2 separate regions of the Mus musculus genome follow, and region 2 is linked to region 1. The links are chromatin loops, found by intact Hi-C in ENCODE. Cell type or tissue: left cerebral cortex. All regions are shown on one strand. Links, peaks and the distances in the headings refer to the core of each region. The heading gives the core; the rest is flanking DNA.

Region 1 (2,818 bases), core at 165-2,664:
TAGGCTTTGATCTGTTCTGAGCAGAGCACTGAGCACTTAATATGCTGATATTGAACACGTAGCAGCCTGGGTTGCAGCAACATGCACCTTATGGAAGGACCCCATGGCAGTCCTCCTCAGGAAGCTGAGCCTGCCCACAGGGAGCTCCCTCCGGAGGAACGGAAAGGCCACCTGCTGTCTTCTGCAGCAGGATCAGGGTGTGATGATAATTAGAACAATTAGAACGATTGGACTCTGCACGTGTACCGGTTTCAGTCTACAAAGTATAAAATAGGACAGGTTATGGGAGGCAAATTGTTTCCACACTAAACGTTATCTTGATGGGGCCAAGGGGGATGGATGGCCAAGGGAATGGCCTCCTCCTTGCTGTGTAGGCAGGAGGCTCAGTTCTTGATCAGCAACATTCATGTACAGGAAAGGCACAGCTTGTACACTGTGACCCAGCACTGAGGAGGTGGAGACAGAAGATTCTTGGGACTTGCTAGCCAGCCAGGTTCACTTAGAGACTCTGCTTCAAAAAATAAGGTTGGAGCTGGGCATGGTTTTTATCTCAGCATTCAGGAGGCAGAGGCAGGGAGATCTGTGTGAGTTCAAGGTCAGCCTTGTCTACATATTGAGACCCAAGACAGTCAGGGCTACTTAGTAAGGCCCTACTTTAGGGGGAAAACAGGTTGAAAGTGATTGAGAAAGATACCTGACCTCTAGTGTGCACACAAGAGTGCACACACACATATAGTGTGCATATACACAGATAGCATATAGCATATATACAGCACAACACACACACAGATACACATGCTCACATAGCATGCACACACAGTGCACACAGACATACACATACACATATACAGTGTATAACACATACACGTACATTGCTTACACGTATGCACACACATACACAGCACATACAATGCACACACATACATATATACACAGCACAGAACACATATACAAACACACAACATACAGACACATAGCATACAGTCTTGATGAAGTAATATAATTCGTGTATTTGATATTATTTTAAAAGTTACTACTTTGTTTTTTACTACATTAAGTATTCCTATAGTTATAATAAATATTTTATTAGATTTTTTTTACTGGTTTATTCATTCTAATTATTTAATTTCCTCTAAAAACTAAAAATTTGGGCTGGAGAGATGGCTCAGTGGTTAAAAGCATTGGCTATCTTCCAGAGGTCCTGAGTTCAATTCCCAGCAACCACATGGCGGCTCACAACCATCTGTAATGGGATCTGGTGCCCTCTTCTGGTGTGTCTAAAGACATCTACAGTGTACTCATATTCATAAAAAAATCTAAAATCTTCATAATATTCCTATTAGTGAATAGTCTTATCTGAAACAACAGGAGCAGATAGAAATATGAAATCATAGGTGTTTGTTTATAGATGTAGATATAAGAGTTCTATAGTCAAATTGAAATAAGCTTGTACCCACTGCTTATTAATAAAAATATGAGCAAAAATAAACCTTCACCATTGATATCTTCTTCACTTCTTGTATTTACAAATTGGATCTAGCAAGAGAGAGCAGAGCTAGAGCCGTGCTGTGTGTTGCTTCTGTCTAAACCTCCTCTGAATGAATGAATATAGGCAGGGACCCCAGCCTGGATCTGTGGTATATTTGCTGGTGACCTGGCCAGGTCCACAGGGCTGAGTACAGAAAACAAGCAAGCACAAACACACAGTATGGCTGGGTAAGACATTAACACAGCTGAAGAGGGCAGACATTAGAGCCACCAGGTTTGTAGGGCTGGAGAAGGTGGACGAAGGGGCAGGCAGGAGGAGCCTCAACAGGTGTCCTCAGATGCTGGCCCTGTGCTCTGCCACTGAGCCACATCCAGGCAGAAGGGCTAAATGAATGGGGAGTGATCTTCGTTGAGGGTTTGAATCTGAAATCTTGTCTCTCAAAGGCTTGGTGGTCACCCATAGGACCATAGGAAGTGATTGGAGCATGAGGGCTCTAACTTCCTCAAAGGACGAGCTCGTTTGTAGGTCGATTATCTCTTGATTAAAGGGGGTGAAAAGGGGACCGGGAAGATGGTTTATCAGGTAAAGCTACTTGCCTTTAAGCCTAATTTAATGTCTTGAAGTCAATCCCTGGAGCCCACAGGGTAGAGGAAAAGTGCTGACCCCTGGCTTTCACACATGCACTGTGACATGTACAGTGCACACACAAAGTACACAGTGTGTGTGTGTGTGTGTGTGTGTGTGTGTGTGTGTGAGAGAGAGAGAGAGAGAGAGAGAGAGAGAGAGAGAGAGAGAGAGAAGTGAAAGGTATACTTTGTTGCTAGCCTCTTCCATACTTTTTGCTCTCTGCTGTGAGGTGAGCCTCTTTGCTTTACCACACACACGCCCCTTTCAGTTGGATTCTGCACACCATGCATGTGCTCAGAAGAAATGGAGCCAAAGCCTCTGGACTGAAACCTGGGACTGTGAGTCAAAACAAATGCTATTTTAAATTATTTTCTCGGGCTGGAGAGATGGCTCAGTGGTTAAGAGCACTGACTGCTCTTCCAGAGGTCCTGAGTTCAATTCCCAGCAACCACATGGTGGCTCACAACCATCTGTAATGGGATCTGATGCCCTCTTCTGGTGTGTATGGATTCAGCTACAATGTACTCATTCATATATAAAATAAATAATTCTTTAAAAAAAATTATTTTCTCAGAAGCTGGGCAATGGTGGCTCACGCCTTTCATCCCAGTACTTGGGAGGCAGAGGCAGGCGGATTTCTGAGTTCTAGGCCAGCTTGGTCTACAGAGTGAGTTCCAGGACAGCCAAGGCTACACAGAGAAA
Region 2 (2,818 bases), core at 286-2,785, 130 kb after region 1:
TTTTTATACTTATTTGTGATGGGGTGCATGCTGGAGCATACCTGACTTGTGCGGAGGTCAAAGGACAACTTGCACAAGCCAGTTCTCTTTTCTGTAGTGAGGTTTGGGATCTGACTGAGGTCCTCAAGCTTGGCCCCAAGGACCTTGACCCTCAGAGCCACTCTTGCTGGCTGCCTTAGCAATGTTTTTAATTGCTTAGAGCCTGTGAAATAATTTGTTGTCATAGAGTTTTGGATGTCATCCTTGTCTTTTGTATGTTGTGTTTGCCGCCTGTAGAGTAGATTCAGTCTTCAGCATGAGAAATTCCAAGCACGTACTGTAAGCTTCCTGAGCCTTCTCAGTCCTTGAAATGAAATGAAAGATGGCTTGTGATATTTTTGCTATAAGCCTTTGTTTTAATGTATCATTCGCGATAAACACATAAAAAACAAAACAAAACAAACCTCTCCTGCATCTAAATCTGTGGTTTCAGAGCAAATAGGAATGACTTGGGGAATCTTGCAGGACATAATCAAGGGATGAGACTTTAAAACAGTTAATACACAGAATGTCATGGAGGCAAGTCTTTCTTTCTCTCTTCCTTTTATCCTTCCTTTTCCTTTCAGAAAACAAACCAAGACTTCTTTTCCACAACAACAAAACCCAATGAACTAGAAATTCATATGATCAAAGTATATCCTGTGCATATTTGAAAATATCAGAACAAAACTCATTATTTTGTACAATTAATGACCTTTTGAAAGTCAACACTGTCTCTTGTCTAATGAAACACACTACCAATTTGCAAGAATCAGGAAACATGGTTTCAGTTACTACCTCCCTTTGAGTGGTCCCTGTAATGACAAATTCTGTGCATTTATGAAGAAGTGCAATATGGTCTCCTTGTGATGACTTTTGTGTCACAGGAATTTCTGATTTTAATTATAAATGTCTAAAAAGCAGATGAAAAATTAGGTCTTTAAATGGAAGAATTTAGTCAAAGGTTTTTTTTGTTGTTTTGGTTTAACCTAATTTGACCTGGACAACTTTAGCTTAAAGATGCTGATATCAGGACCTTATAGTCAAAACCTGGAAGAGGCCATACCTGTGACATCACTTGACCAATAAAATGAGTTAAGATGAGCCAGTATTAGAACATAAGGAAGGGTTTGGAACACAAGGCATGGCATTTGTCTTTATGGAATGAAAATATTAATTTTATATATGTTTTTTATTACAAATGCTATACATCTCCCCTGGGTCTAGGATGCCCTTCCTATTTCTTAATTACCAGATCTCAGCCTCTGATGGAGGCAAGCTTTCCTCTGGTCCCATAAAGTGTGTACTTTAACCTTCACAGTTTTGGGAGAGGAGAAGGGGAGGGGAGCTGGGGTAGGAGGCTGGGGAGGAGGCGTTGATTCAGATGTTAGGGAACTGTGCTGATGCTGTTATTTAAGGCACTTATTTGCGTGTTTATACTTTGTGGTTCTATAAATAAGCCAGAGGGGGCTCCTGGTTGTCTAGATGTTTCTTGAATCCTGTGCCCTGTCTGTCTCATCCTATCCGACAGTAGAATTGATGCCCCTCTAATCCCTGGAAGTTTGGGGCTAATGAACTGACTGCTGAGCGGCCGCCACGGAGCTTGGTCCCAAACTATACTGTACTTCACACTCGATTTATTCTCCAGATGGCGAGACTGTGCCGCCCCGCCGCGAGGGACCACCCCTTCCACTGGAGTGTAAAAGTGGACGGATGTTGTTTTCTTCGCAGATCTCATCGTTCTGTGCTAGAAACTCGCGAGGATGATTAGTCATTAGCTTTAATGGGTGCCAATTGAACCAACCGCACGCAGATTTTTCCTCCCTTAATTTTGGAGGCTGCAGGTCTTGGGGATGGTTGATTTATCTGCTTTCCTACGTCAGCGGAGCACGTCTCCTCCCCAGGTGACAGGAATCCAGGCTCTGAAATCATAGCACGCCTTGGTTCCTGGCCCAGACACGGCCACATAATACTGTAGCTTATGGATAAGGACAGTTTTATTAGCCTCTGGTCCACTGCACCAAGTAGCCCGTGGCACGGAATATCGATCGGTCGCAGGAACTTTGGGAAGATTCTGGTCCCAAAGATTCTGGTCTGTGTCGTTTTGTTAGTGATATAGTCCCCCCTCAGCCTAATGAGAACAACCTTCCCCCAAAACATCCTTTCTTTCCCCACAAAGCTCATTCCTTTTTGTTTTCAGCAAGTTACTCTAAAGACCCCATTCAGAGTCTGCCAGGCACCTGCAGACCTCTTCTTAACCCACCTAAAGATGGAGATGGAGGGAGGAGTATCGCCAGAGAACAAGAGGATGCATGAAGGGTTGATGGAGATGATGCGAGAGATGGTAGGGAGAAGTCAGGCAAACAGAGTTCAGAACGTCTCTCTCCTCACAACTGGGTGGACCAAGCTAACAGAATACACAGCACTAATTGTTCTGAGGAGCTGTCTTTCTCTCAACCCAACAGATGGCATGGGTGTGTTTACTAGCACAATGACATATTTCACCATTAAAAAAAAAATTCCACACACTTGTTGGCTGGTGTAAATTTAGTAAGGTTGTTGGATATTTTGGGATACATACCAGAGGGATCCATTCTTCATTGATGTAAATTGTAGCAAGCAGCAACCTGTTAACAAGAGTTTGGGGTGTCAATATACCTCAGACCCAAGTCTCCATTTTTGGAAAGGTATAGGGTGATGCCAGGAGAGAGCTCCCTGTTCATTCTGTGCCAACAAAACAAAACAAAAATCAAAACAAGACAAAAACAAACAAAAACAAAAACCAGGAAAAGAAAGAATA

The links. Hi-C counts contacts between places; a loop is a spot of excess contacts. Peaks named below come from ENCODE experiments on the same cell type or tissue, not always from the same donor. Only the 100,000 strongest peaks of a DNase experiment are listed, where the experiment ranks them.
Region 2: it touches region 1 in a loop (2.4-fold over the local background); 1 of 42 quality-filtered maps calls a loop at or near these places.

The regions. Positions count from the first base shown.
Region 1 is chr14:122,234,560-122,237,377 of GRCm38, forward strand. The region is part of intron 1 of Clybl (citrate lyase beta like); the gene reads left to right. Among named protein-coding and RNA genes, the nearest start is that of 1700108J01Rik, 2.3 kb to the left of the region's middle. In left cerebral cortex, for the core only: a CTCF peak has its summit at 1,317 (motif pointing left); no DNase peak of the experiment used is centred there.
Region 2 is chr14:122,365,713-122,368,530 of GRCm38, forward strand. The region is part of intron 2 of Clybl (citrate lyase beta like); the gene reads left to right. It overlaps Gm5089 (predicted gene 5089), which reads right to left. Exons shown (of 4, transcript NR_033326.1): 3 at 2,600-2,645; 4 at 1-343. Among named protein-coding and RNA genes, the nearest start is that of Gm25464, 21 kb to the right of the region's middle. In left cerebral cortex, for the core only: no CTCF peak of the experiment used is centred there; no DNase peak of the experiment used is centred there.